Linked DNA regions of Mus musculus: regions 2 and 3 are each linked to region 1. The links are chromatin loops, found by intact Hi-C in ENCODE. Cell type or tissue: gastrocnemius. All regions are shown on one strand. Links, peaks and the distances in the headings refer to the core of each region. The heading gives the core; the rest is flanking DNA. Region 1 overlaps Bloc1s6 (biogenesis of lysosomal organelles complex-1, subunit 6, pallidin). Region 2 has its middle 27 kb from the start of Mir147. Region 3 holds the start of AA467197 (expressed sequence AA467197).

Region 1 (10,549 bases), core at 2,009-7,008:
TGGGAAGTCATCGTGGGTCTACTGCCCATGTGGCAGTGAACTTCCTTCATCCACCTCTTCAGTTGGTGGGCTCCAGATCTTAAAGCTGAATCATTTGAGAGTTGAGCAAAGCATCGTGACTTCTGGCTGATGAGGATTTTCTCACATTGTCTTTCATTATCATGCATCTCTCTCCCAGACATCAATATATAGATATAGATAGATCAAGGATCATCAACTAATAGCCCATGAGCCAAAGCCTGCCTACCACATATTTTTATGAGCAAAATCATATTAAAACGTAGCCACGCCCACTTAATATATTCGCTGTTTATTTTTATGCTACAACAGCTGATTTTAGCAGCTATACTGGGGGCCTATGACCCCACAAAGCCTAAAGAATTTACAATCTAACTCCTTGCCTAATAATGTGATAACTCTTATTGTTGATGATGAATATTAGTGAATGTTTTCCCCCCTGATTCAAAGAAGACACTGCACTTCACCGATCATTTTCCTGGCCCTCGGCAAACGAATCCTGCTGACTGCCCATCTGATGTCCATGGATGTTCACAAACTTCAGTTCTACAATCAACCATGGTCTACAGACCTCCTTGGTACTGTGGGGACCCTCCTAATCAGCTCACTCCAGTGGCTTGGTGAGTGGTAGCCCGTGTGCTTAGGATATATCTTCTGTCAAGTCTTGGCAACAGAAGATAAAGCATTAGCGGAAAAAAGCATTCAGATGTAACACCCAACACCTCCTCTTAATTACCTTCCCATCACCTTTCATACCCTTAGGATAGAGAAATAAACACGAAATCCTCCCTCAGAGAGGTGGATTTGAGACTTGCTCTCCCAGCTCCACATGTGGTCACCTGATACCATTCTCTTTCGCAGAACTGGTTGTTTCGGATGACACGCATACCACACAGTGGGCAAAATGAGCCAGGCTGAGTCACATTATGATCCCAAAAGAAGGCTCCAGAGCCAGTCTCTTCCACAGCTTGTCTGGTTGTTGCATGTCTACAGGGGGTATTGTCCAGGGTTAAAGCAGCCTTGCTGCTGAGCTCTCTGTGGAAGAGAAGCTCACACCCTCTCCACCCTTGTTCTTCCTTAGTGCCAGACTGAATCTATAAAATTAGCAGATGGAATTTATATTCATGTATTTTCTCCCCTGCTCCTAAGGCTCCCGCTTAAGAAAATTCTGCTGTGGTGCAGTAGTGTTGGGCTTTTCCCAGAATCAGTTCCTAGCCCCACTGCTTCCACATGTGTGCTTCAACTTTTGCACCCCACTTCTATTTCTATGCCTTCCTGTTGTTGTTAGAAGGTAATGCGAGCCAAACAACCCTGGCTTGGGGCAGATCTACAGATCAGCTGGAAGTAGATCTAAGAAATCTAGATCTGCCCAGAGATACAAATATGAAATTAGATAAAGGCAGAAAAACGCCATACAAATAATAAAGACTGTAGGACTGAATCAAGATCCTGGTCACTGGCATATTTTTCTATGAATTCCTGAATTTAAGAGTGTAGAGATACACAGTCCCCTAGGCAGCCCCTTTATTATTAAACAATACAAGTACAATTCTTTGAAAACTGTAACGTACTTGCCTTAGTTAGGGTTTTACTGCTATGAACAGACACCATGACCAAGTCAACTCTTATAAAAACACATTTAGTTGGAGCTGGCTTACAGATTCAGAGGTTCAGTCCATTATCATCAAGGCAGGAACATAGCAGCATCCAGGCAGGCATGGTGCAGGAGAAGCTGAGAATTCTACATCTTCATCTGAAGGCTGCTAGCTGAATACATCCAGGCAACTAGGATGAGGGTCTTAAGACCGCACCCACAGTGACATACCTACTTCAACAAGACCACATCTTGTAATAGTGCCACTCTCTGGCCATCACAATGCTAAAGCTACCAAAGACAATGAAAAATGTTTGTGGGTTGTGGCTATATCGAATAGATAATTGATAATGTTATCTTATAAATGGAATGGGATATGAAATATTATGTTATTTTTAAAATGTGGAAAAGCAGAAAACAGGAAACAGCCCAGTATCCAACTCCTAGAAGAAGCCTGGTACCAGGTTTCACAGAAGCTAGGCAGAATCCCAAGCATCTTGAGACACTGTGATACTTTGTTCACCTCAAAAGAAATACAAATCCATGGATTGCAGAACAGTAACCACTTAACACTCAGCTTCTATGTCTCCACTCTTTTCCAGTTAATAAAGGGAATCCTCTAAGCCGGTGGTTCTCAGCCTTCCTAATGCTGTGACCCTTTATTCTAGTTCCTCATGTTGTGGTGACCCCCAACCATAACATTATTTTGCTTGATACTTCACAACTGTAATTTTGCTGCTGTTATGAATTGTAATGTAACTATCTGTGTTTTCCAATGGTCTTAAGTAATGCCTGTGAAAGGGTCATTTGACCCCCCAAAGGAGTTGTCACCCACAAGTTGAGTCACTCTGGGTTCCATGTAGGCAGAACTTCTTCTGCCCGGCCAGTACTTCACTGATGAGCTCACAGTTTGCTTGCCCTTGAGCCAAGTGCTCACCCCAGGCCCAATCAATCCAGGCAGGTGAAAAGATACAGGATTTCCAGATCTTTCTCCACAGCGGGCATTCGGTGCTTTTCTTAGGAAAGGATTCTAAGCATAATCAATGATTGTGATGAAACAGATAGATGGTAGCTAACTGAATTGATTGTAGAAAGATAAATTGATAGATATATGATAATAAATCGATTGGTCATGATTTCAAGAGGGGAAAAATTAAGCCCTCAAGTCCAACATCAAACCAGAAAACTCAAAAAGTTAGAGAAAAATGTAGCTTTAAAATGTGTTACGGATACTTTAAATATCTCACTGTTTAAACAAAAGCTCATGTTAAGAAACTGCATTTGAGGTGGCTTCATTCATAATGTCACTTGCCATGCAAGCTTAATGTCCTGAATTCAATTCCCAGATCTCACATAAAGATGAAAGGAAAGAGATAAGTTTACAAAGTTTCCTCTGACCACCACATGTGCTCCCTGACACATGAACCATCCACATCATGGAGTTTGCAGCCATCATAGAGTACATAAGACTCTGCATCAAAACAAACAAACAATAGCCAAGTAGTATTCCATTGTGTAAATGTACCACATTTTCTGTATCTACTCTTCTATTGAAAAACATCTGGGTTCTTTCCAGCTCCTGGCTGTTATAAATAAGGCTTCTGTGAACATAGCGGAGCACGTGTCCTTGTTATTTGTTGGAACATTTGGGTATATGCCCAGTAGTGATATAGCTGGGTCTTGAGGTAGAAATAATTCCAGTTTTCTGAGAAACCGCCAGACTGATTTCCAGAGTGGTTGTAGCAGCTTCTAATTCCTCCAGCAATGGAGGAGTGTTCCTCTTTCTCCACACCCTTGCCAGCATGTGCAGTCACTTGAGTTTTTTATTTTAGCCTTTCTGATAGGTGTGAGGAATCTCGGGAGGTGGGCGTTGATTTGCATTTCCCTGATAACTGAAGATGTTGAACGTTTCTTTAGGTGCGTCTTGCCCATTTGAGATTCCTCAGTTGAGAATTGTTTAGCTCTGTAACCCATTTTTTAATTGGGTTATTTGATTTTCTAAAGTCTAACTTCTTGAGTTCTTTGTATATTTTGGATATTAGTCCTCTATCCGATGTGCCATTTTGTCCTATTGACAGTGTCCTTTGCCTTCAGTTTCATGAGGTCCCATTTGTCAATTGTTGATCTTAGAGCATGAGCCATTGGTGGTGTGTTCAGGAAATGTCCCCCTGTGCTGATGTGTCCGAAGCTCCTTCTCACTTTTTCCTCATCATACCTGGTTTTATGTGGAGGTCCTCGATCCACTTGTACTTGAGCTTTGTACAAGAAGGTAAAAATGGATTAATTTGCATTCTTCTACAATCAAATGGGTGGGTGGGGAGCACCCTCTTAGAGGCAAGGAGGAGGGGTATGGGATGGGAGATTTGCAGAGTGAGATGTAAATAAATAAAACAATTAATAGTAATATAAAAAACTTTCAAAAAGGCTTAACTTAATGTCATCAAAGCAAGTGAAGTTATTACTGAATCTGCTCTAGGGGCGTGCGATACTGCAAACCACCAGGAGATGGCAGCATTGCTCCATGTGTGGTCTAGTCGGTTGTTAAAAATGTTTCACCTGGGCTTAGTATGTAATTGCTCACGTCATCTTCAAGCCGATCCTTGAGAGATCTGAGAAGCCTTCTGTTGATGAAAAGATATAATGCTAAACAGTACATATGACAGGTATTTTTTACATTCTAATCCATTTGTTGTCTTTGAATTTATTTGATACCCAAGATCTTGGAACCTAGTTGGCTTAATTATACATGTAATTAGGCATGAAAACAGTATCGTTGGTTATCCAGGGAATAGAAGCCTCCTAGCTATCTCCAAGTTTGAAGAACTATATTGTAATAATCTTTTCTTTATATGTATGTAATCCATTTTATTATAGACATGGATGGATAGACAGACAGGCAGGCAGGCAGACAGACAGACAGACAGACAGACAGACAGACAGATAGATAGATGTTAGAGTCAATTATATATACTCAAATATACACCAAAACCCAACTGTGATGGTGAGTTTTACATGATAGCCTGGTTAGGTCACGGTACCCAGTTATTTGGTCAAATATTAGTCTAGACTGTGCTCTGAAGATGTTTTTAAATGAGACTAAAATGTGTAAGTACACTTTTAAAGATATATTAACTATAACCAGAGTAGGCCTGTAGATACTTCCTTGGGAACACATCATAATAGAGACTTACCACTCGTGCTCCTGGCTTGCTGGTCTGGAATACAGAGGACCCAGTGTGGCTGACCTTGGTTCTTTGTCTCCGTCCAGAGCTACAGATCTTCATAGACCTGGCACTGGCCAGAGCCTAGATGTCCTTTCCATGCTTTACTCCCTTCTGTATTAGAGAACCAGTCTGAGGGACCAGAGGTGTAGTTTAGTGGTGAATCTGGCTAACATGTATGACTTCAGCATGCGCACACACACAGACACACACACATGCCCATTTGTGACCTGCTGGCATGGGTTCCACCTTGCCACTCAGCCAGTTCTCCTGCCCCTTTGGGAAGGTTGGTGTTTGCTTCCCTTAGCAGAGGAGCCCATCTTTGCCATGCCCCCTGGGTGGCAAGAACTGCACAGCCCACATCAGTGTTGGTGCTGAATCCATGCAAAATGTATCACAGAGTCTCAGCAATCACAAGAAGTTTCCCAGCCCTGTTCAGATGTCACCCAGTGGATTCCCTCGATCGCAGAGCATACCTTTTGCAAGAAGCAGATCACCCTCCAGAATGCAGAGTGAGGTGAAGGGCTTAGCCAACCAAGGGGATTTCTCTTGAGAAAGGTCCGGAAGAAGAGGATCTTCTACCCACCTTTGAACTCGGACTCTTTCAGCAGCTATCAAATACCAATGGCTCTTCAGCTAGTGGTGGGATTAGCATACCTACCTTCTGCCCTCTGTGCAGAGATTTTTCTTCCAGGCTGGAGCATGTGCAAGTCTTGTGCATGCTGTCATGATTGCTGTGAGGACAACTGCCTTGTTGTGCCTGGAAAGCACTTTTTGATGCTATTAACTCCTCCAGTTCTTACAACCTTTTTGCCCTTTCTTCCACAAAGGTCCCAGAGCACTTTGGGGGGGGGGGTATGTGATATATGTGCCCCCATTGATGCCTAACTATGCCACAGTCTCTTGTTCTCTGCACATTGATGATTCTGGTGGCATGGGTGGCGGGGTGGGGGGAGCATCTGTTAATTGCCATCTACTGCTAGAAACTCCTCTGATGAAGATCGAGAGATGCTCTCATCCATGTAAATGATTAGGAGTCATTCAATACTATGTTGATTTAGCAGGATAATAATTTCAGATTCTCCCAAGGCCTATGACCTACCTGTCTAATCATGAGCATCTTTAACAGTGCTAGACATTGGTTACCCCACATAAAGGGGACCTGAGATCCAGTCACAGAGTGGTTGGTCGTGCTACTATGACACCAGTGGGCAGATCTGTCAGGCAAGTCACCGTTGAGGCTTGAGGTTTCACAGCAGAGTGATGCTCCTCCAGCATCCTGCATGGCACCATTCAAAACCATGGATGGTAGCCAAAGGGATCAAAGTTCCTGGTGAGTGCTAGCATGATTTCTCCATGTTCTGTGATCAAGTGTGTGATGTCTTCACATTAAGGTCTTACCATGAAGTTATGGAGGGGAGTCAAGAATATAGACAATAGCCTGGAATGCTTGGGTGTGGGAGTCTATGTGGCCCAATTGGCCAACAACTCAAAAAGCAGTGGTGGAAACCTCATCTTCTTAAACTGTGAGTTGTGAACCTGTATGATGAAGTCATATAACTAAATGTAGGGACCATGAAACATTTGGCAACAGTAAAATATCTTTGAATGTTCAACAATCGAAAATTAATTAAAAATCCAGCAGATAAGGTACTCAAGGTGTTTCCGCGGAGTTTACCAACACTGTGATCCTCCATAGCAGCCTTAGTACTCAAGGTGTTTCCGCGGAGTTTACCAACACTGTGATCCTCCATAGCAGCCTTGGTACTCAAGGTGTTTCCGCGGAGTTTACCAACACTGTGATCCTCCATAGCAGCCTTGGTACTCAAGGTGTTTCCTCGGAGTTTACCAACACTGTGATCCTCCATAGCAGCCTTGGTACTCAAGGTGTTTCCGCGGAGTTTACCAACACTGTGATCCTCCATAGCAGCCTTGGTACTCAAGGTGTTTCCTCGGAGTTTACCAACACTGTGATCCTCCATAGCAGCCTTGGTACTCAAGGTGTTTCCGCGGAGTTTACCAACACTGTGATCCTCCATAGCAGCCTTGGTACTCAACACCCAATAGTTTGTGCTACACAAACTGTCACAGCACAGAGATAACACTGCCTGAGATGCTTCGGCTAAGACTCGAGATCACTATATGTTGTAAGCTGCAGAGATTTTACTGTGCACACTAAAGCTTTTCCTTCCTACAGAAACTTAATAGCTCAATTATAGAAAATGATGGCTTGTAATATTTCCCTACCAACTTTCTTCAGTACATACCAAGTTAGTTTGTCATTAGGTTGTTGCATTAAAATGTTTTGTTTTTCCAAACTGCTGTTTGGTGACATGAGGTTTTGAGGTTTGTTTTAAAAAAGATTTATTTATTTATTTATTTATTTAATTTATGTGAATACACTGTAGCTGTACAGAAGGTGTGAGCCATTGTGTGGTTGTTGGAAATTGAATTTTTAGGACCTCTGCTTGCTCCAGTTGGCCCTGCTCACTCAGGTCAACCCTGCTCGCTCAAGCCCAAAGATTTATTTATTATTACACATAAGTACACTGTTGCTGACTTCAGACACACCAGAAGAGGGTGTCAGATCTCATTACAGGTGGTTGTGAGCCACCATGTGATTGCTGGGATTTGAACTCAGGACCTTCGGAAGAGCAGTCAGTGCTCTCTTATCCGCTGAGCCATCTTGCCAGCCAGTTGTTGTTGCTGTTTGTTTTAATTGAATGAATTTTGACTTAGAGTTTCTGCCTTGCGTACTAGATGGAATCTGGCCACACACACGCAGGCAGAGCAAGAGTAAACTAACATAAATGCTACCCACCCATCCACTGGATCTGAATAACAGAAGACACATGAACTCTCTTCATCCAAAAGAAAATATAGAAGCTGAACAACTTTTAATATATGGACAATTATGTTTGGAGGCTCAATTTTAAAACTCATGGCTTTGGAATAAAGTATATATGCTATGGTAAAATATATGATGTGTCTTAAGTATATAATGAGTTTGATGAGAACTATAGAGCCAACACTAACAGATATACACAGAGTTCTCAGAGAAAGTTCCAAGTTCTGCCTTCTCCAAAGACAATCACCCTTGAATGCAACCTACAATACTCTACTGCTGGGACTCTCCTATTTAAAGGCAGCATTTACACAGGCAGTTACAGTTTAAAGTACTTCCTACCAAACCACTAAAGTGATGGCTTTCAGGTTTCTTGACAGGGCCTCAGGTTGTATGTAGCCCAGGCTAGCCTCAAACGTTCAACTCTCCAGCCATTACCCATGGCTGTGCTCATGCCCAGCTTATAGTTATATTTACTCTCAAAGAAAAGCTAACTTCATGGAGTTGGATACTCCAACCAGCCTTGGATGGCACTTCCATCATCTGTCTGGATGGGATTTCATGAGTGGACTGGTAGTTTTTTTTAAAAACAATTATTTGTTTTTATGTGTATGCCCATGTCCTTGAGTTCAGGTATGTGAACCACAGGCATGCAGGAGGCCACAGACCTCAGAAGAGGTATCAGATCCTCAGGAACTGGAGTTATAGGCGATTGTGAGCTACCTGAGGAGGGTGCTGGGAACCAAACCTGGGTCCTCTCACGGGCAGTTGGGAACTCTTCAGCCCCTGGACTAGCCTTTTTTTTGACATGAAAAGTAAAGGACACTTAATACAAAGAGGGCATTAAGAGCAACAAAACAGGAGAGGTAGTAAAACAACTGTCTGAAGTAATGTACAGAGAGAATATGCACTGCTATGCTCAGAACGGTGTCTGATAAACAATGCTGGGTGATTCTGACGTTTTTATTAAGTTCATAAAAGTAGTTTTCATTTATAGGATCAAAATCAAACAAAGGTGTTTCAGCATATAATTGGTACTGGTGAACTGAATCCACACCACAATTCACTGTGGACACATCTCCATTCAATGTCTGCACATTTGCCTGACACTCATGACAAATCAGCTGAAAATGAGCACCCCGCATGTCAGCACCATACATATCTGATATTATTTCAAAAACAATTTTCTTTTGGCCAATTTCTATTTGTTGAAAAATACAGCAAGTGTTTGGTTATTGTGTTTCCACGTTACTGAAATACAGATAAAACTTTAGGGCTTCATCACCTATGGTGTTTCTGATTAACCTCTGACCTTAAAGTGGTGGGTAATGATGTATACTTCTTTTTGTAGATTTATTTCTCTATTATGTGGGTGAGTGTCTCATCTACGTGTGAGTAGGTGCACCATCTATGTGGCCTGATGCTACAGAAGCCAGATGAGGGGACTGGATCCCCTGGAACTGGAGGTACAGATGGCTGTGAGCTGCCAAGTGGGAGGTAGGAATAGAATCCTGGTCCTCTGCAAAGGCATTAAGTGCTCTTAACTGCTGAACAAGCTCTCCAGCCCATCTTTCTGATATGTTAAAAAGTCTTAAAAACTTAATATAATTCTCAAAACATATTGCCACATTGCCATCCATTCATTAAACATGATTATTTTAATACAGGTCAAAAAGTCCAATTAGCGGGGCGTGGTGGCGCATGCCTTTGATCCCAGCACTCGGGAGGCAGAGGCAGGTGGATTTGAGTTTGAGGCCAGCCTGGTCTACAGAGTGAGTTCCAGGACAGCCAGGGCTATACAGAGAAACCCTGTCTCGGGAAAAAAAAATCCAATTCATTAACTAGGACTCTTAATTTCCTGCTAGCTAAGGTTCAGTTTTAAATCTGATTCTATCAAAAGCAGTAGTGAATAATTTCTTTCTTAAGATTAATTCCACAAATTACTGGGTAGCTTTGAAACGATTGCATTGCTTATGAGTGTAAGCCACTGGACGGTCTATCCCACCAGTTCCTTGCATCAGAATCTGGAGCACTCCAACTCTTCTATGGCCCCACAACAGAACTGGTAATGTCTGCACTTTCTTAAGTTCCCAGGTGAAAAGGACATGCAGTTTAGTGTGGGAAACCCTGCCAGTGGCAGCCAGACCCAGAAGTGCCTCATCCTTTAAGGTATACCAGAATCGCTGGCAGAAACTTTAAGCAAAACAAAGAATAGATTCACTTTAAGACTGAGGAAGTTTTCCAGAAGTGTCCAGGAACAGCACTTGAAACAATCACCACCACTGGTCTAAAGTCAGCATGAAAAGAATCGCCAGCCTTCGTCAGCTATCAGGCATTTTATTGTAACATTTTGCAAGGTAATGACATTGTCCTGCAGGTCCTATTGACTTGTGCTCTAGGAGTGACAACAAGTGACTAAGGGTTACAGCCTTTCAAATAGACTCATTATATTCTTGAACAGAAGTCAAGATCAATATCTGTGGGATCACAATTCATTCATTAGGAAGGAGCGGGCTCCTTCAAAGAAAGTTATGCCTTTCTTTAAGCTACAGGTTCTGAGCACTGGTCCTCTTTATCGATCTCTCTATCGCCCCGTATGTGATCAGAGGTAGTAATCCCAGCTTACTAAAAGGGTAATGTGGGCTATAAAAGATGCGCATTCTAATCAGACACCTTTGTAGCTTGTGCTGCTCACACACAATAGGGTCTAGAAACAAGCTTCCTATTAAACACTAAGACGAGAAAGTATACTACTGCACTTTTGATTTCCAACAATGATACTTCATCTTGCCTTACAGAGTAAACTCCTACATACAACAACAGGGAAAAAAGTTCTAGAAAACAGTAAAGGCATCATGCCCTCTCTTCTGT
Region 2 (10,549 bases), core at 3,497-8,496, 87 kb after region 1:
CTAGCACAGCTTGTAAAATTCAGCCCTTCCTGGGGAAATTTCCCAGGAAGCAGGAGCAGATGGCTGAGACTTTCCATTAGGCACAACTAGCTACGAGTTAGTGCACAACTAGCTACAAGTTAGTGCACAACTAGCTACGAGTTAGTGTGGAGCCTTCTGCATCCACGGCTGCCCTGCTCATTCTCACAGCCACCAAAAAACCAAAACAGACAAAAAACAACAAGGGGGACCTGCAGCTCCCAGATCACCTTCTGCTCTTTATGGGCATCCTCAGGCACTCAGACATCCCACCTTTGGAGAAAACAGTGCCCTTGCATTTCATCTAGCTTAAATTTTGAAAGCAATTAATAATAATGAGAAAGGCACAGCCAGAAAGAAAAGAGACACAGTGCATGAATATCAGAGGGAAGGAGCCTGGGGAGGTGGCTCCGCGGATAAAGGCATAAAGCAGATAAAGGCCACCAAACCTGAGCACCTCCATTCACTCCCAAAACCTACCTGGTGGAAGGAGACACAGACTCTTCTAAGATGTTCTCTGATACCCATCCACCCTCCACAAGTACACCGCAGCATGTGCATGGGTGCCCCGACCCAGAAATAAATACATAAATGTAAAAAAAAGAAAAAAGAAAGAAAGAAAGAGAGAGGGGGGGAGGGAGGGAGGAAGGGAGGGGGGAAGGAGGGAGGGAGGGAGAGAGACAGAGAGAAAGAGAGAGAGAGAGAGAGAGAGAGAGAGAGAGAGAGAGAGAGAGAGAGAGAGAGAGAGAGAGAGAGAAAGAAAAAAGGAAGGGTCGAGCAAGAGAGCAAGAGCAGCAGCTATGGCTGCCTAGACCTTGGATCAGGCTCTGTGGTAACTTGGGCTACCTCAGTTTCCAGCATTTGCACAGCAGCTGCTGAACACTACCCAAGGGAATATGTAGTGTGGCCGGCACCAACCACATGGTTAATAACCGCTAGTATCCATCCCTTCTATTACTCACACTCGCAGCCCACAGCTGCTCCATTAGCTGTGCAAAGACTGTGGATCTGTGGAGGTTCTGTGTTTCCCTGGCTAGGCACCATCTACTCTTGTAACTGTGCCCCGGGAAACAGGCCCCCTGGTACCAATCCATCTTGGCATCAATTAATGCTAGGGAAAGCAAGAGGATCTTAATGCTTTTAACAGAGCAAAGTAAAGTGACTTTCTGATAAAGACATAGTACAGGATATAAGCCAGTAAAACAAAATGACTACATCAGAAATCCCCATGGAGAAGGTTCTGTTCAATAAACAGAACACAGTAAAATGACACCAAGATGTCTCACTTAATGAATTCTGCTAAGGAATGTCAATGAATCCCTGATAAATGATAAACATTGATTTATAGCAGATTCTGTAGTGGGACATGTTTTGGCAGAATGGGAGATTAAATAGTTGGATGTAGTAGCACTTACCTTTCACCTCAGCACTGAGGTCAGGGGCTCTTCAGAGGCAGGCTGATCACTGTGAGTTCCATATCAGCCTGATCTATACAGCAAGTCCCAGGCCACCTAGGACTATATAATCTGTCTCAAAAATCAAGCAGACAGGTGGTGGTGATGGTGCAGGCATTTAATTCTAGCACTCAGGGGGCAGAGGCTGGTGGGTCCCTTAGTTCAAGGCCAGCCTGGTCTACAGAGTGAGTTCCAGAACAGCTAGGAATACCCAGAGAAACCCTGTCTCGAAAAACCAAACAAACAAGATTAGCTAGACGATGCATGAAAACTTTTGCTGAGACACACTGAAGAAAACCTATATATCATGTCAGGCCTCTGGAAATACATGTATTAAATATTAACATAAAGCTGGCTTCCATATAAATGCTGATCCATAATGAAAACAGTAAATAAGCAAAGGCTATACATTGAGAAGGCAGTATGTGTGAAGGGAAGTCACCATCAGGCATTTCAGAGGAAAACACTCAAGTTTCTGTAATGATTAAAGAAGCATATACTAGCCCGCTCAGGCATTGCTCTGAGACAGTAGGGAGATTACGAACTGTGATGGTTTGTATATCCTTGGACCAGGGAATGACACCATCTGGAGGTGTAGCCTTGTTGGAATAGGTGTGACCTGGTTGGAATGGGTGTGTTACTGTGGGTGTGGGTATAAGATCCTCACCCTATTTGCTTGGAAGTCAGTCTTCCACTAGCAGCCTTTGGATGAAGACATAGAACTCTCAGCTCCTCCTGTGCCATGCCTGCCTGGATACTGCCATGCTCTCACCTTGATGATAATGGACTGAACCTGTAAGCCAGCCCCAATTAAATGTTGCTTTTTATAAGACTTGCCTTGGTCATGGTGTGTGTTCACAGCAGTAAAACCCTAACTAAGACACGAACCTTCCCGAGCATCTAAGATCACTTTTATCCTCACATCTGCAAAGTGTTTGACCCAGTTCTGACCTTTCTAGGTTAATACAGTCTGCATTGTTTTACATTTGACTGCTTTTTTCATTTATTTATTTTTTATTAGGTATTTTATTTATATACATTTCAAATGCTATCCCGAAAGTTCCCTATACCCTCCCTCTGCCCTGCTCCCCTACCCACCCACTCCCGCTTCTTAGCCCTGGTATTGGGGCATATAAAGTTTGCAATACCAAAGGGCCTCTCTTCCCAGTGATGGCTGAGTAGGCCATCTTCTGCTACATATGCGGCTAGAGATACGAGCTCTGGGGGTACTGGTTAGTTCATATTGTTGTTCCACCTATAGGGTTGCAGACCCCTTCAGCTCCTTGGGTACTTTCTCTAGCTTCTCCATTGGGGGCCCTGTGTTCCATCTTATAGATGGCTATGAGCATCCACTTCTGTATTTGCCAGGCATTGGCATAGCCTCATATGAGACAGCTATACCAGGGTCCCTTCAGCAAAATCTTGCTGGCATATGCAATAGTGTCTGGGTTTGGTGCCTGATTATGGGATGGATTCCCGGGTGGGGTAGTCTCTGGATGGTCCATCCTTTCGCATTTGACTGCTTTTGATTATCTTAAGCTTGGAGAGTGTACTCACATTTGTGCTGCATATAGGGCATTTTTGGTTTGGTTGTTCTGTTGTTAGCTGTTTTGTTTTTATCAGCACTATAATCTGTCTATAATACCTACTCTTCCTGGACATGTCAGAGGTCTCCATTATTGGCCAGTGCCAGTAGTACAGTTGGAATTAATCTATAGTTCTTGGTTTACAGCTGTGGATATTTTTTTTCTTTTTAAATCTTTAGTTAAGATTTATTTTATTTTTAGAATTATTTACTTATTTTAGGTATATGAGTACACTGCAGCTGTCTTCTGACACACCAGAAGAGGGCATCAAATCCTGTTACAGATGGTTGTGAGCCACCATGTGGTTGCTGGAAATTGAACTCAGGACCTCTGGAAGAACAATCAGTGTTCTTAACTACTGAGCCATTTCTCCAGCCCAAGATTTATTTTATTTATGAGTACACTGTAGCTGTCTTCAGACACACCAGAAGAGGTTATCCCCTTACAGATGGTTGTGAGCCAAAATGTGGTTGCTGGGAATTGAACTCAGGACCTCTGGAAGAGCAGAGGGTTCTCTGAACCACTGAGCCATCTCTCCAGTCGGACATTTCTATTGAATATATACCAAGGAATCCAGTTGCTGTGCTGTAAGGCGTGTCTATATATAACTTTCAAAATATAAAATACAGAATAAGAGGTGGACAAGGGGTGGGGCTGGGGCCCCTACCTGGAAGGCACAGACTTCCTTCCTCACACCACATTCTGTATTTTGTGGAATAGGAATGTGGTGGAGCTCAGGGTTCAAACCCCTGCCTTACAAGTGTGAGTCACTGGATTCCAAGTCCCACTTTCCATATGGAGGAGATTACATGGGACAGTTATCCAAATGCTCCCATCACCAGTGGATGGAAGCACCCCACGCCCCAATTTTGTCTTACTTGTCATTATTGCTCTTAATCTTACCCATTCTGTGTGTGTGTGTGTGTGTGTGTGTGTGTTGGAATCTCACTTTGAATTGAATTTACATTTTCCTGGGGCAGATTTTAAAAACATATATTATGGTAAAAGGAAATCCTCTAGCATATAAAGTCTTATCTGAGAGATTCGTTTTGTTTTGTTTTGTATATCTTTTCTTTTTTCTTTTTTTTTTCTTTTGGTGGTGGTCATGGGGTGAGGGTGGGGTGGGGGGTTGAGATAAGATCTCTCTATGTAGCCCTGGTGGTCTGAGAGCGTACTACGTAGACCAGGTTGGCCTCGAACTCGGGGAGATCCTCCTGTCCTGCCTCTGTGCTAGGATCAAAGGTGTGGGTCACCATGCCCTGCCTGGGTTTTTTCTCCACAGGGTACAGCTCATAGGGCTTATAGTCTCCTGGACTTCCTCCATCTCTTCCCCTCAAAAACCTCTAAAGAGGAAAGAGTTGACTGCTCTCAAAGACTCGTTTTCATCTGGATATCATTTTTGTTTTCCTTTTAAGTCCCTTGATGTGTTTGTTCCATTTTTATATGACCTGGGAAAATCCAGGCACAAGCCCTTGCTGGTAATATATGCTGATGATGCGCAGACCTTTCCTCTTTAACTTTGTTTTATTCTTAGTTATGATTATTGTGTGTGCCTAGGATGGGATGGGGCTTGTCTACAGCGTGAAGGTCAGAAGACAACTTGGTGGGGTTGGTGGATGCCGGGCTTGGGTAGCATGTGATTTTTATCTGCTGAGCCACCTCACTGCCCACTTTAACTTTTAAAAGGAATGATTATATCACTTGTATAAACAAAAAGCTCTGTTCAAGTTCAGTCTGATCATACTCACGGTCAGCCAGTAGATGGTGCCCTGGGCTTACGTCTGAGCCTTTTACCCAAATACTTTTTGACTGGCTAGTCTTCCAAAATCCTTTGCAAGGAAGCAGAGCAAAAGAGATTATCTTTTCAATCAAGAGGACAGAACAAGCTGATGACCTTTAATTCATCAAGCTGAGACCTTTGGGGAGACAACAAGGACGACACAATTCTATTGACCCAACAGTGATGATGTTATATTTATTGACTATATTACATGTTAATTCTCAAAAAAAAATTTCAACCATGATAAATAGAGTGCAAATGGCTCCAACTAAAGCTTCAGATGAGAGGAGAAGAATTCTCTTTGGAAGAAGAATTGCCCCCTTCAATACAGGTATAGAGAAGTCTTCACCAAAAGGCGAGGTGCTCAGATGAGGATGTCCTAAAGAGGCATCCAGAGAAACAGCCTCTGAGGTGTCACCCAGGGAGCCCGTTTCACTGTTTACAAAAGGCTGGTGCTCAATATGAGAAGAGAGTAGTGCCAGGGCTTGGCACCAAGGCTATGTGCTGTTTTCTACCTCCTCCCCATCCGGTCCCATCCCATATTCCTCGGTTCAGTTTTTAGTCGCTCTGTTTTCTTGCTGACAACCGACTTGATGGGCCTTGGAAACCTAGCAAAAAGCAGGGTATTGCAGAGAGAGTTTGCCTTCTTCGGTACAATGACTCTCTCTGCCCAGCACTCAGCTTGGAGGCTCTTGGCTTCAGCTGCCCACACTCAGGCGTGGACAAGCCCTTCATCCTTTCCTCTCGGGCACTGTCACAAGCTACCCAAGTCAATGACCAAATCACAATGTCCTAGACTTCTTAAGCATGGGAACATAACACTTTGTACTCAAAGGAGACCCCAGAGAAAGCCTTGCCAGACCAGAAGGCTCTTCCGAGAAGGAACATGGAGAGAGCTGTGCTTGAGAAGGAAGAGAGGCATCTGCAGTTGTGGACCTAGAGAATGTGTGGAGCCTGAACCCTTTCTCCAGGCTTCCCAAGCCCTGGACAGGACCCTCACCTTTGGAAGTGAATACATGTTTCATGAGTAGACACATGGGAACATGAAGCCATGGATTCAAGTCATTGTCTGGGTCTTTTCTCTGTTTGAGTCACCACCTCCGTAGTCTTAGAACTTGGTGACTGAGTTCTACTCTGCCTTTCCCCCTCCACAATTAGAAATGGCTCCAGACAGAGCCACACTCATGCAGACCAAGCCTGGCACCCTTGCAGCCACGGAGAAGCAGATGCAGAGGGAAGACACCAGAGAAATGTGGCCCGCCCTCCCTTACTTCATGGGGATCGTTTAAGCAAGCATAGATCTTAGAGATGTGGTAATTCTAGCCCTCAGAGTTTCACACCTCCTAGGGGAAGGATTTTGTGTCATGAGGACTTCCTGGCTCTGGGCCACCAGGGTAGACATCCAGGAGGCTGGGCCAGGACCCACAGGCACAAGCCAGGAAATGGCATATCTGCTGGGGCTAGGGAGCCAGGGACAAGCTCGTTCCTTGTGCCTGGCACTATGAGGAATCTTAGGTCTGTTGACAATCACCTGCAGCCTCAGCTGAGGCTGTCCACCGGCTGAAAGAAGAGACAAAGCCGTGAAGGTGGCGCCCTCTAGAGTTTGGGACTTGCAGTCTCTCACTGCTCAGCTCAGGTAGAGCTGGCGGCTAGCTAGCTAAAGAAGTTTTTACAGCTCACAAAGGCTAATGGCTAATTTGCAGTGTTGCAGAACAGCTGTTAAACCATGATGGATCCACATCATAGGTTATAAAAGTGTATAAGAAGATCAGTTATATTTCGAAAAAAGAAATACTTAAAATCCTCACTTCTCGGTGATTGCATCATTCTGTCAGTGCCAGACGCCCCCGGGGGATTTACACAGGGGGTTCACACCCAGTGTGAAATGATGTAACCTGAGCATCTCTTCCCAATTCTGCCTTCTATGACATCATGGTGGTTTCTCTCATTGTGCCCCAGGCAGAGGGTATATGCTCTGCAGGGATCAGCAAACCCTTTAGAGAAAGCATGACTTTCTGCCCCAGTGCCTTTCTTTCACATTTTCCAGAAGGCCACTGCACCTAGCCAGTGGCTTCCAGAACCCATGATACTGGGAGGCCAGTGTCCCTGGGTCATCCAACCACTGCTGCCACCATCCCTGGACCTTCAGCAGTCAGAGGAAAGCAGGGAGTAAGTGGAGGGGAGGGGCATGTCCAGGATCATACCCACCCCTACCCGGGGCACAGCCAGAAAGAGCTTACTCACTACTTGTTGGAAACGAAAGGAAAGAAATCCAGAGGCAATAGGATGAAAGGAGGTCAACTTCAAGAAATGAAACTAGCCTGTGGGCAGCTAGCCTTATGAACACTGAGGAGAGGCAGTCACAGACCTTTGCATTCTTGTGACACAAATGAGCCAGACCTGAGTAATCACAAGGCGAGAATACCCGTGGCCCCTGCTGCTGCCACCCTAATTCCTGTTAATAGGGTTAGTTGGGTAACAGTGAAGGGTGTTAGGGACAGTGGCAGGATGCTCTGGGTGCTCTGGGCAGCACAGGAAGCCCTCCCGGGGCCACTCCCTTCTTGGTCCCTCCTTAAGTTTCTCTGAGTAACCTTCACTGTGAGGCTTCTTTTCTTCCAAGTCACACACTAGGCTGATTGCCCCTGGCACTCACTCCTGCCCCTCCTCCCTCCAGAAGGCGCCCAGGCCTCTAAACACTACTACCAAATAGTCTTGAGAGGTACCCATGACACTGCATTTACTAGATGCTGAAAGACCTCCCACTCTTTTGAAAATAAATTTCTATTTTCAACTTTCAGTCAGGACTTCACCAACTGAACACTTACTAAACAGTTGACAGGTCCCCACCCTGAGCTAGGTGTGACGAATGTATGGGTGCCCAGGGCTTGGCTCTGGCACTCTAGGAATCAAGGTGACATAGAGAATCAATAAATTGTGGCAGTGTTTCAAGGTCAGGACAGTGGCGGGAATGTGAACACAGTCCTACAGACCATGCTGGAAAGCCAACTTGGAAAATAATAATCCTCACATAACTTTCTTTCTTTCTTTCTTTCTTTCTTTCTTTCTTTCTTTCTTTCTTTCTTTCTTTCTTTCTTTTTCTTTTTCTTTTTCTTTCTTTTTTTTTTTTTTTGAGACAGGGTTTCTCTGTGTAGCCTTGGCTGTCCTGAAACTCACTCTGTAGACCAGGCTGGCCTTGAACTCAGAAATCTGCCTGCCTCTGCCTCCCAAGTGCTGGGATTAAAGGTGTGCGTCACCATGCCCGGCTAACTTTCTTATTTTTATTTTTTATTTTCGAAGTTGTAATTTAGTTACATTTCAGCTTCCAAACCCTCCCATATACCACTTCTGACTATCTTCAAACTCATGGCCTCTCTTTTCATTTTTACTGCATGCATATATGCATTTGTGTGTGTATACACACACACATGTATATATATATATACACACACACACACATGTATATATATATATATATATATATATATGTATACGCACACATATATATGTATACACACACACATATATCCTGTTGTTGAATCTATATAATTCTAATCGTATGTATGCTTTCAGGGCTGACTGACTGGCTGGACAACCAGCTGGTGTACCCTTCTCCAGGAGGACCACCTCTCCTGCTCTCTGCTTTCCTCAGTTATCAGTAGGATTGAGGCCTCGTAGGCTTTCCCCCATTCAGTTGCCCTGTCCCTTGTGTTGGTATCTGTCTGGACTCCACTCCCACAGTTACCTGGTAATAGCCAGGCATGCTTCTCCCCACAGTTACCTGACAATGGCCAGGTAGACCTGGCACTATAAAGGGGGCTACTTGCCCCCTCCTCTCTCTCTTACTCCTGCTTCTCTCCCTCGCCTCTTCCCCTTTGCTCCCTCTCTCTCCATTCTCTTACCCCCTCTCTCCATGTGGTCATGGCCGGTCTCTACTTCTCTCCTCTCTCCTCTCTGCCTTTCCCTGCCTCTGCTACCCTCTTAACTCCCCTCCCCATCCCCTGAATAAACTCTATTCTATACGCTACTGGTGTGTCTGGTCCCTCGGGGGGAGGGCAACCCCTTCCCTCACACCCCACCAGAACATATTCTTATAGCTCTTTCTCTGTTTATGATTACAACACCTTCGTGTTGTCCTTGTTCAGCTCACATGTGGGCACTCTTGTTGGTGATATTTTACAGGCAGAGCTTCTGCTGTTCTTAGGAGACACAGTCTCAGAGCAAACTCCCTGATCCTCCGACTCCTACAATCTTTCTGCCCCTCTTCCGCAACGTTCCCTGAAACACAAATTTCTTTTAATTTACTGAAGAAAAATCAACAGTCAAATCTACCCCTATCTTTGTCCTGAAGCTGCATCAGTCACAGTGTGGGCACACTGTAGGATGCACATGACCTGTGAACCGAGTGGAGACTGTAAAGACCAAAATAGACACTATCTAGCTTTTGCAGAAAATGCTTGCTGGCCCCTAAGCTAAGGAACTGTGAGCCAATGTGTTTTAAGAATGAGGAGAAGGGCCCATCAAGAAGTTCGGTCTGGGGTTGGAGAGATGGCTCAGCAGTTAGGAGCACTGACTGTTCTTCCAGAGAACCTAAGTTCGATTCTCAACACAGACGTGGTGGTTCACAACTGCCTGTAACTCCAATCCAGCAGATCTGACACCCTCTTCTGACTTCTGCAGCCGCCAGGTGTGCACGTACTCCACATGGAAACAAAACACTCATACTTGTAAAATAAACAAATAAAAAAAGGAAGGAAGAAAAGTCTAAGCCACATGGTGACACAAACTCCTCCTCCCATTCCTCAAGAGGTAAGGATTAGACACATCCAGAGTTTAAAGGCCACCATGGTTATGGTGGAAGCCAGCTAGGACCTTGTCTTATGGGACATAAAACCTTGTCTCAAACAGTGATGAGAGATACTGAAAGATTGAGTATCCAATTAGGAGAGAGTAAGGAAGTTTGACATGATTTCCTTGGTAAACCTATTGATGTAAATATAACTGTAGAATATATAAATTATAGCTAGTAAGTTATCAGTGTTCTAGTAAGGGATTGTCTCCATGGCCCTCATGGCTTAGATCCAGTCACCCCCAAGCTCTGGATCAGAACCATGGAACCTCTCCCTGGTGCTGGCTGGACTATGGCCCCAGCCTTCCAGACTGAACCCTATGAAGATCTCCCTGGCTAAGACCTTTAGCCACTCCTATTAGAGTGATGTCTGTCTTAATCAGGGCTCCTGTGGCTGTGATAAAACACCATGACCAAAACTAACTCGAAGAAGAAAAAGTTTATTTCTATTTCAGTTTATGAGTCTATCACTGAGGGAAGCCAAGTCAAAAAGTGGGAGGCAGAGCAATGAGCAGAGGCTATGAAGGGGTGCTGCTCACTGGCTTGTTTCCCTTGCCTTGCTCAGCCTACTTTCTTATAGAACCCAGCACCACTACCCTGGGGCTGCCACTGACCACTACCCACAATGATCCAGGCCCTTCTGCATCAAGCTCTAATTAAGAAAATGCCTTATGTGATACATTTACACAATGGAGTACTACTCAGCTATTAAAAACTATGACTTGATGAAATTCTTAGGCAAATGGGTGGAACTAGAAAATATCCTAAGTGAGGTAACCCAATCACAAAAGAACACACATGATAAGTGGATGTTAGCCAGAAGGTCCAAAAACCCAAGATACAATTCACAGACCACAGGAAGCTC
Region 3 (10,549 bases), core at 2,623-7,622, 120 kb after region 1:
CATCACAACTTTAGAAACAAAGTCTTTTTGAAACTAAAGTGTTGTAGGGGGTCCGGAAATGATACCCACAGTGAAGCCTTCTCAAGCAGTGTCTTTGGCCTTCTGCTTGCTCTCTTGTCCCCTGACCTTCATTGTGTCTCAGAGGCAAATTGTAGAAACCAAAATTCTAAATTTTCAATATGGGCCATAGGCACGACTACTGTCATTCTGCAAACCAGCTGTAGAACCTGAAGCCTTGCACAGATTTCCTCCCGCTTTTCTGTGTGAGAACTTGCCAGAACATACCTTGTATGTTCCAGAAAGCACTGGGCCCTATTCCCAAAAGGAAGGAGGGCAACACAGATAGTCTAGGAGAGTCTTCAAAGGCCTTGCTACCCCCTCCCTCTAGCCCCTCCCTCTAGCCCATGCCCCCAAGTCTAGCAGTAGCTGGAGGCCTTTCCTGGGGTCACATTTCTACCCAAACGACCACGCTTAGTGGAAATTAAGCATAGATGTAGACAGTTCACCTAGCTGGGTCTTTGGCCTTAGTAAGAAAACTGAGTTATGTCTTTTTCCACCTTTTGTCTCTAAGGTGTGGCTCTAAATGATGGTGGGAGACAAGAGCCCTTTCCTGCCCTCCCCACCAGCTGTCGCCATTATGCTTGCTCTCTCTCTCTCTCTGTCTCACAGACCTGCAGACTAGCACCTTCCAGTGCCATGTTCACGTTGCTTACGGTCAGTTTTGTGACTGGAAATCCAAGGGCCCAGCCACCTACCCAAGAGCACTTTACACTTTGCTCTGGGGATGGCTAACCATCATCAGGCTGTTCAGTTTTATTTCCCTAAGTGGGATCATATTCTACTTCCAAAACGTAAGCAAATAAAAATGTAACTCCCAACTGCTTTATGTAATCCCTAGGATCAACCATCAGAGATTTCCCTATGGGAAAATTTGAGGCAAAACAAAGGTTGGGAGAAGTAGCCTAACACAGATCCTTTCAGCACTCCCAAGGGTGAGTGGGTTTTATTGCTATGTAAGTGACAAGAATTTAGCCCTTTTCCTATACTTCCATTATATTTATATAAAAATTAAGGAAAGTATATTTACCATCATAATTTAATAGTGAAAGATCTTGAGTAAATAATCAAGAGAAGTGAGAATATGGCTCGAGAAAAGCTTAATCATGATGGTTCTTATTAGCCCTGCTCACCATGGCCCAAGATAGAAACACTGCAGATGTCCATCAATGCAAATGGGCAGTCCTTATATGGAATCTCAACGAAATAGAATTCCTCAGCAGAAGGGGTGGGGCTGATAGTGTGAGGCAAAACATAAAGGACTGAGAACCTCGAAGATAAAGTCAGAAACAAAAAACATGGTCCTGTGTATGTAAAATGTCCAGAGTTCCCCAAGCCCAGAAATAAAAGTTTATTAGTGTTTGCCTTGGGCTAGGAGCAGGTCAGGGACAACGATTGCTTATGGGTGCGGGGTTCCTTTGAGAATAATGCAAAGTTTCTAGAATTAAATGGAGATGATTACCCGACTTTGTAAACATAATAAAAACCCCATTGGGCTATGCAATTTAAGTGAGTGACTACTATGGTGTATGAACCTTAGCTATATTTATTTTACAATCAACGAAAAGCAACTTCCTACTTGATCCCGTTTTTTTAGGAGCCGTCAAGGAATGGGGCTGGGAGAACATTTTGGATACGATTAAACCGCCACTTGGTCTCTACTGGCCAGAGTTCCTCGGCCTCCTCTCTCCATCCTCCCAGGAGCAGCAGAGTTCCCACTCCAAGGGCTGGTCTCCACATGCCTGGATTCCTGGTCACGGGCCATGCTCCAGCAGCCCTCCCACCTGTCTCCACATCCCTTTCCTCCTGAACGGACCCTATCCACATCCCTGCAAATTTTGCACCCTTTCTTTGCTTTACTGCAAACAATGCTCAAGAAGTTTCTAGGGTGAGGGTGAATGAACTTGGAAGTAAAACTTAGAAATCTGCATTTGATATTCAAAAGATGAAGTTTTATACTTCAAAATGTGCTTGTTCCCATAAAAAGATGTCCCCCCCCACTTTTAAAGTAAGTAATTTTTGATATCTCTTGCACAAATCATGTTTTACAGATAGTCATCGAATTATTTTATTACAGGCAGTAATCTAATTTTTACATGTTTATACATTTCAAGGAAAATATCCAAGCATCACAAACATAAAATTTCAACTGTAAAATTGAAATTTACACCAATAAACACAGAAAACTATTTTAGACTATGTGCTACCTTCACTTGCTAATGCAGGATCCAAAGAATGCAGGCAAACCCTACAAATGTAGCAGAAGCATTTCCGCACACTGGCATCAACATCTAGTTTGTGCAGAAATGTTTCCACTAGATTCATAGAGTGTTCTTTGGAAGAGAGGAGTGGTGAGCAATCATCTGGTTGCCCTCCGGACTTTTTGCAGCTCCTCAACGGGCTTCCATTGCTGGTTGATGGTTATAAGCTTTGAAAACAGAAAGCAAGACATTGTGTTAACCATCTACTCTCCAGCCTCACACTTCCTTGGAGGAATCGTCTATACCCCTCTAAGGAAAAACTATAGCAATAATTAAAAAACAAAACACATACATACACACACACTCTTCTCCTCATCTCTGAAACAAGCACAGAATATCACACTGGGCCTGTTTCTACCAGTCTGTCCCCGAAAATCCCTTGGTCTCTAGGTGTCTCGGGACCAGGGAGAGCAGTCATACACCTGTCTTGCTTTCACTAGAAGTTTCAAGATTATTAATTTGCTAAGATAGCATTTAAATTCAAGAGGCACATTCGTTCCTTGTAAATGCATGTACAATGGTCAAAACACAGGGCAAGGCACACAATAGTCTCTTAAAACTTCCTCATTGCAATTGCTTCATGAAGGTATAAGCCGAAGTCAGTTCTCAGTCAGACATCCTGACATTTGCCCTCATCAGTGTTCTCTCATCCCAGACCCTGGGAGACAGACACAAAGTTACAAAGATCCTAAATGTTATCAGAGTTTTGCTTTTTGTAGTCTTTGCTAATGATCCCAATTAGTGTTCATTCTGACCCCGTGCTTCTAGCACTTCAGAATATTTAAGCTACAAAAACTAAAACCTAGGCCAGGGAGGTGGTGAGATGGCACAGTGGGTGAATGTGCCTGTCACCGAGGCTGACTATGTGACTTTGATGTCCAGGATTCACGTGGTGGGAGAAGAACTCCATACACAAGCCATGGTACAGGCATGACTCCCAGGCCCCAACAAATAATTAAAAATAAATGCTTAAAAATAAAACCTTTGGCCAGGCGTGGTGGCGCAAGCCTTTAATCCCAGCACTCAGGAGCAGGCGGATTTCTGAGTTCTAGGCCAGCCTGGTCTACAAAGTGAGTTCTAGAACAGCCAGGGCTATACAGAGAAACCCTGTCTCGAAAAACTAAAAAGAAAAAAAAATAATAAAAAATAAATAAAACCTTTGGAACAGTGTAGCTAATTCCACTGAGAATTAATCCACTCCCATTTTTAGGAACTCCTATTGTTCATCACATCTTATATTAATTTAGATAAGTAATAAGGAAACAACATAATACAATTTTAATAATATAAAGGTTTATATCTGGGTGCTTAATATAGGGGCTGGGCACTATGCTAACAGGCTCTGTATTTTAATGCTTTTAGCTCTAAGGGCAAGTTTTATTATCGTACACATTTCACAGGTTCAGAGAAGCCAAACTGTCCATAGTCGTCTGTGCCGAACAGAGCAAGGACTTGAACCAGGTCTCTAGACCACTGTTCAAAGGACTCTGAATGTCACTTTGTAAGTGCAAGGACTACATGCAGTCTGCTTTGCTCTTTAAAAAAAAATGGTTTGGGCTGGACACAATCATGTACTGTAGGTCAGCAATACCTTTTGGGGTTGAGTAGGATCCACCATTTCCCAAGGCTCTGGGTTTCTTTTCCGATCAATACTAAAAGAAAAAGAAGATTAATTAAATGATTAGGTAAATTTGTTTACACAAACCCGGAAGAGCTACTGGATCTATAAACTTTCTGGAGACAGACTCTGTCTTCACACCGAAACTACACTGCAGTCACCAGCTAAACTTCAGTGACAGCTGAAGTTAAATAAGCGGCCACTGAAAATTCAGGGTTTGTTTCAAGTGTTAAGGATCTCCTCCTCTGCAGGGCAGGGTAAGAGGTCTATTTGCTTTATTTGATAAGATTGGAAACTGCTCCCACAAACAGGCAGCGATAGATACATAAGGGGCAGGCTGAGGAGGAAGAGGCAGAGCCTCCTGGGGGTTCTAGGAGGGATGGGGCAGAGAGTAGGCTCGAACTGTGTAGGCATTGGCTCCAGGGACCACCCTCGACCTGCGTTAGAGTCACTGCCCTCTCTGACCCTGGACCAGCCATAGTCAGTTTCAGAGGTATCTTTTCCTGCATCCCAGGAGATAAGGCTTTTTACTGTCCTTTTTCCAAAGTTGACACTAGAGTTTGTTGCAGATAGCTGTATGTTTCAGTTCTACCACACCAGGGAAGAAAAGTTGAAATCTTGAAACTTAAATGATGTGTGATGGTATGTACCCCTAATTTTAAGTACTTCAATTTCAAAGCTTAAATTTAAAAAGAAATCAAATCTAATTCATTGCAGGGTCAGACAATAAGAAACAAATGTATCAGAATTGGTTACATTTCTTTCTGTTACCAGAACTGTTTTTCAGTCCATGTTTAGATGCTCTTATTTGTAGGAAAAAACCCAGACACTGACAGCGTGTTTCAGAATCTCCGGGTCAGAGAAAAGCTCCCCCAGACAGTCCTACCTAGAAAGCGTTAGTACTTACACCACGTCGGTTTTTTTCAACGCATACAAAGCGAAAGATGTGGCTCCGGTGGCGGCCACGCTTATAAAAAACGCCAAAGGAATGAGCTGAGAGAGAACAGGTGGGGGATAAACTCAGTAAGAAACTCCAAAAAACAACAAATTCAAAATCTTCATCTTTCCCCTCTTTTTAAAAAGGAAAACTCTCAGAAGTTAAGATTAGAAACTTACTTCCTTATTCTTCATCAATATCTGGAAAACGCCCATGATGACTTTAGTGTAGAATTCCAAATCTAGAAGAAGGAAAAATCCAACATACTGGTCAAAAACATCTTCCCCCGGACCCAGGCACCCAGCCGTCCAACAGTCGCAGAAAGCCGGGCGACCGCCCGCTCCACAGAACTTTTCAGAAAGGAGACGCACCTAGGGCGGCTGCGGCCAGGAGATGTTAACGCCCAGAAGCGAGCGGCCCTTATATGCAGCCAACCGCTCGGGGAGGGCCGCGCGTCCTGGTCACGCGGGGACCGATCCGACCGCGTCGCACTGAGTCAACTCACGTGCGCCCCCTGCAGGACGATAGTGCAGCACGGCCGCTGACCGCGGTCCTTACCTGCGGTCGACCATCGCTTTCTGTCCTGGTCCTGCACCTCCAAACGTCTGGGAGGTTCAGGTTCAGGTGTGATAGCAGCCAAGACCTGAGTGAAAGACACGCAACTCCTTTAAAAAGGAGGGGTGGAGAGAGGGCTAAGGGAGGGCAGAGGCTCCAGCGCTGGCTGCCACCTTCACCCCAGTACCAACAGAGACTGCCAGATGCAGAGTGGGGTAAATTTGAACAAAATCAACCACATAAAAGTTCCAAATCATGACACGCTGCATATATAGAGACTATTTAAAAGTAAATGGTAAAATTCAGATTAACTCCAACAGGGTCCGGATTGATTGATTGATTGATTTCTTCTCCTCCTCCTCCTCCTTCTTCTGGAAACAAACCAAAATTCAACTGCAGAAGATTCCAGGTGCCTATTTCTGCTGCATATTCCGAGTATTAGCATCAGCTTTGGGTCCCCCCTAACTCATCACTTTTGGCTCACAGTTTCTGGAAGTAATTCCACTAGGCCGGTGGCTGTATGCCAGACACTGAGATGGATTCCTTGAATGGGGGTGGGGGTGGGGGCGAGAATACCTTGCTAGATGCAGAAATGTTCAAGACATGCAGCTGGTGAGTGGTAGGGATGAAATCAGAACATAAGTCTGGCTCCTAACACTAGAATTCTCAGTGCACCCTTCTCTTTAAGTGAAAACAAGCCTGGGTTAAGTTATTTAAAAAGACATTGAAGGGCTGAAGTTATATCTTAGTGGGAAACCCCTAGCCTAGCATGTGCTAGAACGTTCAGCCTATGGCCCCTGGGCCTATGGGTCACAGGATGCATTTACAGATAATGATGTCACAATGCCAAAAGGTTGGATGATCCTGTGACCTGGGTTACATTTCCTGTACAAACCCCCCTCCGCAGTTAGAAAACGTTTCTGCTGGGGGAGGGGAGGGGGAGTCAGTGTTTTACTACAACACAGCCCAGGCTGGCTTCAAACTTAAGATCATCCTATTCTGCTGATCTGGTGTTGGGACCATAGATGTGTACAACCACACTGGGCAAAAAGAGAACAGCTCTTAAAAGATTATTTTATAATTCTGTAAGGATTTCATTCAAGGGTTTTGATCATACTCACCTCCACTCTTCCTGCAACTCCTCCCTGATCCACACCTACCACTCTACCCTCTCAACTAAATAGTTTTTAGTTCGCTTGTTTAAAATAACCCACTGAGGCCAGTTTGTGCTTTCCACATAATCTGGGGTGTGGGGTCTCACACTGGAGCATGGTCACCTGCTTAAAGAAAACTGATTCTCCCTCTGGAAAAGCCACCAACTGTCCATGGTGCCTCAGCTAAGGGTCAGGGTTTGTGAACTCCTTCCCCATGCTAAACTTGGATTAGTTTGCTCTTCCTCTGCTCCTGCTGCACCCACAAGTTCACGGGTACAGCCGTCCTGTCATGTCAGATGACGCTGTTTAGTTCTGGTCCCCCATCACCTCCTGTTCTTACAACTCCTCCCCATGATTACCTTTGAACTTGCAGGGTTGGTTATGGTATAGATGTCCCATCTGTGGATGAATCCTCAAATGACAATTTAGTCTCTGCATTTAGTCTCTGCATAACTAACCCGCTGTGGGTTTGCGTACTAACCATTATCCACTGCACCTCTGCTGAGGTGCTGCGGCCTGAGCGCTGCACTAGTTTGTAGATATATGGCGTTAAAGGGCAGTGATGTTATCTATTTTGCATAGCTATTGTAGTAGGCTCACCCCTGGGGCTGTGGACTTCCCAACTATAGGTGCTTGTCCAGGTTTACAGTATCAGGCATGGGTCTCCTTCTGTGGAGTCTCAAATCCAATCAGATTTTCTTAAATACAATCCATTTTTCTAATGGTTGGTTAACTCCATAGCATGCGTGCCATGATTGCACGTAAGGGGGTTGGGAAGCAGTGTCTTACTGCAACATAGCCAAGGCCAGCCTCACACATTGGTCACTATTGTTGTTCACAGCTTGGTAATGTTCACTGATAACTCCCCACCCCTCAGAAGCCTACATAGCACCATCCAGTACATGTCTAGGCACATATCAAAGGACTCTCTTTCCTACTGCAGAGACACGTGCTTATCAGTGTTCCTAACTGCTCTAGTCACAATAGCTAGCAAATTTACCCTAGTATTAATTATTCAGAATAGGTTCCAGATGGTGAAGTTGCTAGGTCATTCTATTCTTGTGTCTAAGCTTTCAGAATAAAACGCCAAAGGAATGGAAAATATATATCTATATATTGTGCATATATAATCTTTAAAATATGCCTCTTTCTACTTGTGGCGATTACAAGTAGATCTAGGAAGCCACCCTTTTGTCCTTTTGCATTAATGCCCAGGCGTGCTGAGTTCTGGAGGATGTAGGGGTAATGTTAGTTGTTTCCCCCTTGGATTAATAGAATTACAGCAGTTCAGGATGGTTTTTATTTAACAGCTAATCTTACTTATTAAGGCAACTGTATCAATTTAAATAGTAAATTACCTGCTCAATAAATATTGTTACAAAAATAGGTAAATGACTAAAGAACCATCATAGATTGTGCTCTTTTGTCTAAGGTTGCTGTGGGCAGAAGCATTCAGAATTCCCCATCATCCAGTTCGTCAGAATACACTTTCCCAAATGAAACAAAGCTCATAGCCTCACCACCACCACCACCACCACCACCACCACACACACACACACACACACACACACACACACACACACACACACACACACACCCCTTACTCAAGCACCAAGTGAGCTCTGGCATCCAGGACTGCTGCGGGGGAGACTAGGATGTGAAGCAGGTCTGGTAGGCCCCAGAGTTCCCACCAGGACACTGGCCAGTATCACTGTGATCTTGCCAGTTCTTCGAGGAAGCTTTGTCTCCCTGACCTCAAGTACTGGACTCTTTTAGAGCCTTCTGTCGCTACTGTGACTTGACTCATTAAGCCATGGTTGGTTGTCTCTTGCCCTCGGATCTAAACTTAAGCGGCCCTGTCAGGCTTGATGAGAAAAATGGAGAATCCTCCTTAATTGTTTGAAGTTCTTTCTGACAAGCCTGGACAGTGGGATGCACTAACTCCATCACCCCATCCTTCATTAGCTGTCTCACCAGGTTTGACACTGGGATTTCCAGGCATTCTTTATGCTAGGGTCAACTAAGGCTAGAGAGCAGTCTGGGAGCTCAGGGGAAACTACACACTGCCAACTTACTTATGTCTTCCCAGGCCAAGAACTTACTTTCCACAAAGATGGTTTTGGTGTAAAAGGGGAACAGGGAGTATTTGGGGTGAGAATCCAGTGAGAAAGAAGGCATGGGGGAGACATAAACAAAGCACGCCTGTCAGAATGTCATGAAAACCAGCTTAGGACACTATAATATGCTAACTAAAGCATGTTCTGCTACCTCAGGTGATTCCGTGTGAACCTTCTCCCCATTTTAACTGGTCAAATAAGGGCTAGAGCTTGTGATTGGGCAGTGTTAGGGAAAGGTGGGGAAGGGAAAGGTTTTAGAGTGGGGGTAGAGTAGAAGGGAGAGAGGAAGAGGATGGAAGGAGGAGGCAGAAGATGGAGCAGAACCACGTGGCCTGAAGAAGCCACAAGCAGCACAGCTGGGGAGTAGAGCAGTGCAGTGGTGGATCTGTCCAATCTGGAGGTGCAGCTTGTAAATCTTGTAACTGAGTTGTGTGGTTTTGCACAGGCTATGGGGGTTGGAGTTTTACTGCAACAGTGTACTACTGTTACTTTGGGGGTGAAAAGAGATCTCGAACTGGCAGGTTAAATACCAAAGGGTTTTTAATTTTTAGTTGCTTCTATAAAAATAAAAACACACAGAGAAATCTATGACCTCAAATTATGTATAATATAAAAGGGAGAAAGTTAAGTGTATAATAGAGAAAGTAACAATGCTGAGTGATTCAGACAAACATCACCAACACTGCGGAGAGCACGTCTCCATCCGTGATACTGAGAGCACATCTCCATCCATGATACTGAGAGCACGTCTCCATCCGTGATACTGAGAGTAAAGCCACCTGGGAGTTTTCCAACCTACAACCACCGACACCCTGACAAACCCAAGTCCAGGGCTGACTGTTCTACAGACAAACAAACAAACAACCCTGATTTAGATTTCTCAAAGGTGTCGAGGCCAAGAGAGACTGAGAACTGTTTCCAAGTTAAGACATGGAAGACTCCTGACAACTAAACTCAGTGTGTAATCTCAGACTAAATCACCTGACAGATCATCACACAGGGCAGCACTGGGGCAGAGAGAAACACACTGAATACATTAAAATACAGTTGTCGATGTTAAACTTTCCGGGGTTTGTGAGTTAATTGTAGCATAAGGCAATTTTGTGAGGCACACATGTTCTCAACACTAGCTGTAATGGAGCACTGTGCACCTACAGCCTGAGTGACAGGCATGTATGAGAGTGGCGTCACTATCTTGCTGGAATAGACACACAACTCCACGACACTCACAACAAAACTGCCCAATGTCATCTCAGTGTCATCCCCAAGACTAAGTGACTTAAGGCTCTAGTGTAGTCTCAAGCTGTTCAGAAAACGGTGTGCAGAGGAAGCAGCAAAGACAAACGTGACAGACGCTAGAGTGCAGAATCCAGGCTAGAACAGAAGACCTCTGCTCTGCTCCTGCAGCCTTTGGTAAGCATGATACAGTTCAAAGTCATAGACGGCCAAACAGAAATAACTCTCCTGACAAAATCACACACATGCTTTTTATTATGGTGTCTTAATCTCTTCTAGAAGTAAGATGGTCTTTATCAGGCAAGGTCTCAGTTTTTGTTTCTCTCTCTCTCTCTCTCTCTCTCTCTCTCTCTCTCTCTCTCTCTCTCTCTCTCTCACACACACACACACACACACACACACACGCCCGAAACAGCTGTGGAGCCTAGCAGCCATGCCAAGGAATGAATGTATGTAGCACCTATTCTAACCCCACATTGATCTGTCATATTAATCTGAAAGATTACCATTACATTCATCTGAAAGTGACAGGTGAACACTTCCTACCTTCTCATTCTTGAGAAGGGCACACATGGCAGCCTCCCTACAGAGTGCTGTCAGGTCAGCACCAACAT

The links. A loop is a pair of places that touch in the nucleus more often than their neighbours do. Peaks named below come from ENCODE experiments on the same cell type or tissue, not always from the same donor. Only the 100,000 strongest peaks of a DNase experiment are listed, where the experiment ranks them.
Region 2: a loop joins it to region 1, with 3 times the contacts of the local background. A loop is called at or near these places in 19 of 42 quality-filtered maps.
Region 3: a loop joins it to region 1, with 4 times the contacts of the local background. A loop is called at or near these places in 27 of 42 quality-filtered maps.

The regions. Positions count from the first base shown.
Region 1 is chr2:122,747,550-122,758,098 of GRCm38, reverse strand. Bloc1s6 (biogenesis of lysosomal organelles complex-1, subunit 6, pallidin) reads right to left here. Exons shown (of 5, transcript NM_019788.3): 5 at 8,612-10,549. Among named protein-coding and RNA genes, the nearest start is that of Sqor, 13 kb to the left of the region's middle. In gastrocnemius, for the core only: no CTCF peak of the experiment used is centred there; DNase peaks (open chromatin) are centred at 4,113 and 5,121.
Region 2 is chr2:122,662,328-122,672,876 of GRCm38, reverse strand. No RefSeq gene overlaps it. Among named protein-coding and RNA genes, the nearest start is that of Mir147, 27 kb to the right of the region's middle. In gastrocnemius, for the core only: CTCF peaks have their summits at 4,821 (motif pointing right) and 6,437 (motif pointing left); DNase peaks (open chromatin) are centred at 4,807, 5,333, 6,302 and 6,691.
Region 3 is chr2:122,632,637-122,643,185 of GRCm38, reverse strand. Spata5l1 (spermatogenesis associated 5-like 1) reads right to left here. Exons shown (of 3, transcript NM_001033256.4): 2 at 10,482-10,549; 3 at 6,708-6,718. The coding sequence ends at 6,708. AA467197 (expressed sequence AA467197) reads right to left here and starts at 5,299. Exons shown (of 5, transcript NM_001004174.2): 1 at 5,245-5,299; 2 at 5,053-5,114; 3 at 4,844-4,929; 4 at 3,910-3,970; 5 at 2,110-2,485. The coding sequence starts at 5,088. The coding sequence ends at 2,417. Mir147 (microRNA 147) reads right to left here and starts at 2,383; the gene lies at 2,305-2,383. In gastrocnemius, for the core only: a CTCF peak has its summit at 5,401 (motif pointing left); DNase peaks (open chromatin) are centred at 5,370 and 5,934; H3K4me3 peaks cover 807 bases.